2 separate regions of the Homo sapiens genome follow, and region 2 is linked to region 1. A link is a loop called in an ENCODE intact Hi-C map of the cell type or tissue named here. Cell type or tissue: mesothelial cell of epicardium. All regions are shown on one strand.

Evidence for each region. Peaks named below come from ENCODE experiments on the same cell type or tissue, not always from the same donor. Only the 100,000 strongest peaks of a DNase experiment are listed, where the experiment ranks them.
Region 2: a loop joins it to region 1, with 8 times the contacts of the local background. A loop is called at or near these places in 1 of 110 quality-filtered maps.

The regions. Positions count from the first base shown.
Region 1 is chr3:25,360,143-25,364,142 of GRCh38, forward strand. It overlaps a transcript of RARB not described here. Among named protein-coding and RNA genes, the nearest start is that of RARB-AS1, 23 kb to the right of the region's middle. In mesothelial cell of epicardium, no CTCF peak of the experiment used is centred here; a DNase peak (open chromatin) is centred at 1,748.
Region 2 is chr3:24,943,798-24,947,797 of GRCh38, forward strand. It overlaps a transcript of RARB not described here. Among named protein-coding and RNA genes, the nearest start is that of RARB-AS1, 440 kb to the right of the region's middle. In mesothelial cell of epicardium, no CTCF peak of the experiment used is centred here; a DNase peak (open chromatin) is centred at 1,934.

The DNA.
Region 1 (4,000 bases):
ATGAATCTGGGTGCTCCTGTATTGGGTGCATATATATTTAGGAGAGTTCGCTCTTCTTGTTGTGTTGATCCCTTTACCATTATGTAATGGCCTTCTTTGTCTCTTTTGATCTTTGTTGGTTTAAAGTCTGTTTTATCAGAGACTAGGATTGCAACACTTGCTTTTTTTGCTTTCCATTTGCTTGGTAAATCTTCTTCCATCCCTTTATTTTGAGCCTATGTGTGTCTCTGCATGTGAGATGGGTCTCCTGAATACAGCATACTGATGGGTCTTGACTTTTGATCCAATTTGCCAGTCTGTGTCTTTTAATTGGGGCATTTAGCCAATTTACATTTAAGGTTAATATTGTTATGTGTGAATTTGATCCTGTAATTATGATGCCAGCTGGTTATTTTGCCCATTACTTGATGCGGTTTCTTAAGAGTGTCAATGGTCTTTACATTTTGGTTTGTTTTTGCAGTTGGCTGGTACCGGTTTTTCCTTTTCATATTTAGTGCTTCCTTCAGGAGCTCTTGTAAAGCAGGCCTGGTGGTGACAAAATCCCTCAGCATTTGCTTGACTGTAAATTTCTCCTTCACTTCTCCTTCACTTATAAAGCTTAGTTTGGCTGGATATGAAACTCTCAGTTGAAAATTCTTTTTTTAAGAAGGTTGAATATTGGCCCCTACTCTCTTCTGGCTTGTAGGGTTTCTGCAGAGAGATCCACTGTTAGTCTGTTGGGCTTCCCTTTGTGGGTAACCTGACCTTTCTCTCTGGCTGCCCTTAACATTTTTTCCTTCATTTCAACCTTGCTGAATCTGATGATGATGTGTCTTGGAGTTGCTCTTCTCAAGGAGTGTCTTAGTGGTGTTCTCTGTATTTCCTGAATTTGAATGTTGGCCTACCTTGCTGGGTTGGGGAAGTTCTCCTGGATAATATCCTGAAGTGTGTTTTCCAATTTGATTTCATTCTCCCTGTCACTTCCAGGTACACCAATCAAACGTAGGTTTGGTCTTTTCACATAGTCCCATATTTCTTGGACACTTTGTTCCTTCCGTTTCATTCTTTTTTCTCTAATCTTGTCTTTACGCTTTATTTCATTAAGTTGATCTTCAATCTCTGATATCCTTTCTTCTGATTTATCAATTCAGCTATTGATACTTGTGTATGCTTCACAAAGTTCTTGTGCTATGTTTTTCAGCTCCATCAGGTCATTTATGTTTTTCTCTAAACTGGTTATTCTAGTTAGCAATTCCTCTAACCTTTTATCAAAGTTCTTAGCTTCCTTGCATTGGATTAGAACATGCTCCTGTAACTCGGAGGAGTTTGTTATTACCCACTTTCTGAAGCCTACTTCTGTCAATTTATCAAACTCATTCTCCATCCAGTTTTTTTTCCCTTGCTGCCAAGGAGTTGTGATCCTTTGGAGGAGAGGAGGCATTCTGGTTTCTGAAATCTTCAGCCTTTTTTTGCCAGTTTTCCTCATCTTCATGGATTTATCTACCTTTGTTCTTTGCTGTTGGTGACCTTCAGTGAGTTTTTGCGTGGTCATCCTTTTTGTTGATGTTGGTGCTATTGCTTTCTGTTTGTTAGTTTTCTTTCTACCAGTCGGTCCCCTCTTCTGCAGGTCTGCTGGAGTTTGCTGGGGTCCATTCCAGACCCTGTTTGCGTGAGTATCACCAGTGGAGGCTGCAGAACAGCAAAGATTGCTGCTTTCTCCTTCCTCTGGAAGCCTCGTCCCAGAGGGGCACCAGCCATATGCCAGCTGGAGGTGTCCTGTTTGAGGTATCTGTCGACCCCTGCTGGGAGGTGTCTCCCTTTCAGGAGGCACAGGGTTCAGGGACCCACTGAGGAGGCAGTCTGTCCCTTAACAGAGCTTGAGTGCTATGCTGGGAGATCCACTGCTCTCTTTAGAGCCAGCAGGCAGGAATGTTTAAGTCTGCTGAAGCTGCACCCACAGCCGCCCCTTCCTCTAGGTGCTGTGTCCCAGGGAGATAGAGAGATGGGAGTTTTATCTATAAGCCCCTGTCTGGGGCTGCTGCCTTTCTTTCAGTAATGCCCTGCCCAGAGTGGAGGAATCTAGAGAGGCAGTCTGGCTACAGCAGCTCTACCAAGCTGCAGTCGGCTCTGCCCAGGTCGAACTTCCTGGCAGCTTTCTTTACACTGTGAAGGGAAAACTGCCTACTAAAGCCCCAGTAATGGTGGACGCCCCTCCCCCGACCAAACTCAAAAGTCCCAGGTCAACTTCAGACTGCTGTGCTGGCTGCAGTACTCTCATTCCAGTGGATTTTAGCTTGCTGGGCTCCAATGAGCAAGACCACTTGGCTCCCTGGCTTCAGCCCCCTTTCCAGGGGAGTGAACGGTTCTGTCTCGCTGGCATTCCAGGCGCCACAGGGGTATGGAAAATACTTCTGCAGCTAGCTCGGTGACTGCCCAAAAGCTGCCCAGTTTTGTGCTTGAAACCCAGGGCACTTGTGGGGTAGGCACCTGAGGGAACCTCCTGGTCTGTGGGTTGCAAAGACCATGAGAAAAGCATAGTATCTGGGCAGGAGTGCACCATTACTCAAGGCACAGACCCTCATGGCTTCCCTTGGTTAGGGGAGGGAGTTCCCTGACTCCTTGTGCTTCCTGGGTGAAGCAGTGCCCCACCCTGCTTTGGCTCATCCTTCATGGGCTACACCCACTGTCTAACCAGTCCCAGTGAGATGAACCAGGTACCTCAGTTGGAAATGCAGAGATCACCAGCCTTCTGCGTTGGCCTCTCTGGGAGCTGCAGACTGGAGCTGTTCCTATTCAGCCATCTTGCCCAGGAACAGAGCTTAGATTTTATGGCAAATGTTGATGAGTAAGAAAAAAAGTTATTACTTTCAATCGATTTACAGGTCCTGGCAATTGAAACATGAAAGTTGAGTGGATAGGAGCTTTAAAAAAAAAGCTTTGATTCAACCTAACCCATATGTTTTGTAGGCAAAACGAAGAGTGCAAAATTGGATAGGACATAATTTAAGGACATTATTGTCCAGGAAAGTTGATGAAAGAAGTATACAGAAAACTATAGTACAAAGAAAAATGTAAAAATTTTCACTAGGGAGGTATAAGCGAAGTGTTATAAGAGGTTAGAGAAGGAACGTAGGCTGTGGGGCTAGTCTGATGGCTCTCCATGATATCTATAATTGATGGCTCCCAAATGTTTACCTCCAGGTAAACATTATCTGGAGCTCAACTCATACATCCAGCTGCCAGCTAGGTATCTCCACTTAGATATCTAACGTAGCATGTCCAGAACTCAATTCCAGCCTTGCTCCTGAAAACCTTCTTTCCTACAACTTTCGCCATCTGGGTTGATGGCAACTTCATCTTTCCAGTTGCTTAGGCCACTTGACATCATTCTTGTCTCCTTTCTTTCTGTCTTATACTACATCTGATCTAAGAGGAAATTCTATTGACTCCACCACAGTATGGGTCTACAATCTAATGACTTCTCCACTACCATCATCCTGGTCCAAGCCACCATTGCTTCTCAACTAGATTATTGAAGTAGCCTACTAGACCGTTTCCTTGCCTCCACCCTTTCCATGCCTTATAACTTTTTCACAGCACAACACAGATCAGTTGACATCACTTGTATTTCCCAGTCTCCCTGTGGCCCCTCATTCCTCTCAAAGTCCTACATGATCTGTGGCACCCCTCAGCTTCATCCCTACTAACATCTCTTTCTCTGACTTGGCTCCAGCCACATTGGCCGCCTTTGCTGTTCCTCTTACATGACAGTAGACTCCCATCTCGGGTCCCTGGCACTGGCTCAAATGTTCTCTCAGATATCCATATAGATCTTTCCTTAACTTCCTTCCACTCATTGCTCAAACATCTTCTTAGTAGGTTCTATCCTGACCATTCTCTTTCAAATTTCAATGCCCTCTCCTAGCATTTCTGATTCTCCTTACAGTTTCTTTTTTCTTATATAGCACTTCTTATCTTTTAGCATACTATATAATTTATCTATTCTTTTTTTGTTTTATTT
Region 2 (4,000 bases), 420 kb before region 1:
TGCAGTCTTCTGTGCATTTGAAAACTTAGCATTCAGTGAGGTCAATTGTCATGGTCATTATGTCATGGAGGCTGAAGACTTCTAGAAGGATATTTCAATATCAAACATTCTTGCATTTTAATTTTCAAAGTGAAAGTGAGGAGGGGAAAAAGAAAAATGGTTCCGATTCAGAGCAAGAGTGAATAATAATATTGTGAATAACACTGTCTCTGTATATAGTCATTCAGGAAAATATTGCCTTGTAATATATTAATGAAGTGACCAAGGGGGGTTTGGGACCCTGAATCCTGTCATGATTGAAGTCTGACTCATCCTCTTTACTGGATATTATGAAGCCCTAGACAGGACAATGATTGCCTGTTTCAAAGCCCATGGCAGACCTCACTTACATTCTTGTTTCTCTCACTCACGGGCTTCTTGAGGTTTATCTGTCTGGCCTTCTCATTTGTTCTCCATAGACATTGATCCCCTTGGGGATGTAAATTCTGCCTTTTCTTTCTGGGTCTCAAGCACAGAGTCCAGTGCTTGACACATAATAAACATTTGCCGTATGATTGTTGTTGAAAGCCTGGAAATAGCTAACATTGATAGAGGATTCAACTATGTATTCAATATTTGATTTGCATTATCTCATTTAATCCATACTGGCGTGTTCTTAGGCATTGCCTTTGTTGCTTTGCAGATGTGGAAACTAAGTCTAAGGGAGATTAACTAAATAATTTGTCTAAAATTACACAAGTAGAAGTAATAGAGCTAGAATTTAAACCTACAAATGCCTGACCCTGTGCCTGTCATTCAGTCATATAGAGTGTGGATTCTGTCCTTTAGACACTTAGGTGCCAAGTTGATTATCCTCAAATTTGGGTCTCTATATATTCTTGAGGACTGGTGAGTTTCCTCGGGTGACTTGCTTTGCATTTGTTTTTATTGAAATGGTATTCTAAGTAGAACAGGTACAAGCATATTCTTAACCATCTGGATGACCATATTGTGATGGTGTTTACTATGATGTTAGTGCCAACCAGTGTTACTTCAATGATAGAACATTATTCAGGGAGGAAGAGAGGCAAAGTAGATATGAAGATAATAGTTTTATGCCATTGAAGGTTCAGTAACATTAAGGGTTTGGAGGAGCTTAAACAGAGAAATTGGGAAAAAGTGCCCACAAAGCACAAAGCAATGATGAAGTGAAAATACACGTGTGTGAACATGTGCGCCCTTCCAGTTGGGAACATTCACATGGGGAACAGTGACCTAGTTTTTGGGAAACAGTGATATAGTTTTAATAAAACTAACATTATCTATTATGTTGAAGTTATGTGGTAAATTTAGTTTTTTATAGTCTTATGGGTTTGCTTTTCTTTGTAAACTTCTTTTGGTTTTATGGCCATAGTGCGCTTTAGACATAAAGAGTTTGCAATTTCATATTTGTGTATATTTATGTAAGAATAAGTCTGTCAAGATTTGGGAGAGAGCCATAATCTTTTTTTCTCTCCCTTTTAAAAGGATCTGTACACCCTTTGCCTACATCTGTCTTTGGCCATCACATGATCCTCAGGGACTGAAATGAAGCTAAGTCAGGATAACAGCAGTGTGTGAGAAGGCACACATGCACCTGCAAATGCCTGTGAGACATAAGTGATAGCAGTGGGAGTTTGAGGGGATGGTTGACTAGCATATCTTGGGGCCCACCTATTTAGCTCTTGATTCAAACAAGAATTCATGAAGCAGCTTGCCTCTCTCCTGTGATTCTTTCTCTGGGTGTCTTGTTTATCCAGTCCCTGTAGTACTGAAGAAAGATGACTTCTTTGAATGAACGTATTTCCAGAATCTTATCCTTGGCGATCCTCTTTGGCAAGAATTAAAAGGGAATTCCCTTGGCACATTTGATTGCTGAAGCATCTTTATATGCTGGCCTCCAGCCAACAGAGAGCAAACCTGAAATAGATGTATTTCTTGTTCTCCTTGACACCTTATGCAACTCCCTGAGGCATTACTTCTCTCTAAAGTCAGTGAGGCATCCACAGGGCTTAAGGATGGTGAACAACAAGGCCAATGCATCATAGTTAATATTTTGCTTTCAAACTGGTAAGTCTCCTCCAAAGTTTATCTACCACATGTTCTCTTTGGAATTCACTGACTCTAATGTCTCAAACTATCTTATAGTGTATTACTTAAGAATCGCTGGCCAGGCGCGGTGGCTCACGCCTGTAATCGCAGCACTTTGGGAGGCCGAGGCAGGCAGATCACGAGGTCAGGAGATCGAGATCATCCTGGCTAACACGGTGAAACCCTGTCTCTACTAAAAATACAGAAAATCAGCCAGGTGTGGTGGCAGCTGCCTGTAGTCCCAGCTACTCGGGAGACTGAGGAAGGAGAATGGCGTGAACCTGGAGGCAGAGCTTGCAGTGAGCCGAGGTCACACCACTGCACTCCAGCCTGGGGGACAAAATGAGACTCCATCTCAAAAAAAAAAAAAAAAAGAAATCACTGAAATTCAAGTATAGTTGATGGACAAATACAGTATTTTTCCAGAGTTGAGTTAATTTTTTTGAAACCCGAGCCAGTTCAGAGTGATAATTTTTTAACTAAATTCATTGCCTTTAGAAATTAGAAGGTGGTGGGAAGTTGGAGACAGCATTTAATGAAGAGTGCTGTTCTTTCTTTGCAAAATGTCTTGCAAATATGGTTGCCAAGTTATTTCTAATGCAGATGTTTCTACTATAACATAATGTGTGCTTAAAAAACCTAGAGTTCTAAAAAATGATACATTAATATTAGCAAGGCTTGGTCGGGTGTGGTGGCTCACATAGGTAATCCTGGCACTTTGGGAGGCTGAGGCAGGAGGATTACTTGAGCCCAGGAATTAGAGACCAGCTTAGGCAACATAGTGAGATCCTGTCTTTACAAAAAATAGATAAAACTTAGCCAGATGTGGTACACCTGTAGTCCCAGCTCCCAAGAAACTGAGGTGGGAAGATCATTTGAACCGGGAGGGTCAAGGCTGCAGTGAGCAATGACATTGCTCCTGCATTCCAGCCTGGGTGACAGGGTGAGACACTGTCAATCATAATAGTAATAATAGCAAGGCTCATGGAAAAAACAGAACAGACCACTCAAAAGATAGGCATGAATCTCAGCATGCATAAACCTAATTAAAAATTAGTGCCATTGAAAAGACATGCTGAATTTCTCATAAAAGTGCATTATATATAGGAAACGTGACCTTTGATAAAACTGAAGGTAATTTGATGGAAGGATTGAGGCTGCTGAGTTAGAGATAAGACTAAATGGGGAGAAGCATATGATGAGCTTTTCCAAGACAAGACATATGTCTACACTGAGCCAAGAGGAGAAACATGGGCAAATTATATAGAGTACATTCTCCCACAGCTTTCTGTACTAGAATATCTTGTGTTTATCTTCTATGTCTTACTGAAAAATATGAATGTACTGGGAAAAGTCATACGTGAACCTATATAATATCTTCCTTTACGATGACATCATTTCTCTGTTTACCAATCCTATCGTGTTAATTTGTGTTACAGATGCACATTTTATAGCAAAATAGGCTGAGTTTATCAGGACATTGGAAAAGGTAATTCACAAGATTAAATTTTGGATATTATGTGTGTTCAGAGGAGTGTTGTTTCATTTTGAGAAGTAGAACGTGTGTAAATCATGAAGTTGGGCTAAAGAAGGCTCAGGCTGTGAGCCAACGTCTCTTCCACTTCGTGGAAGCATGGACATCTTTTTTTATGGAGTTCCACGGGGATACATTTTTGCAGCTGCAAGGAAGGCTCGCAAGTACAGATGACCTTCAGTGACAGTGGTATGTGTCAAAGATTCTCCATCCACTCTGGTATGGTAAGAGTAGCATGATTGGTTTCCTTACCCTGGTAAAGCATGGTCTTTAGCCATAGTGTGCGAAGAAGGGAGGAACTCAGGTAAGGATACCGAGAAGACCAGATTCTCCAGTCAAATAGAGCTGCAATCAGGT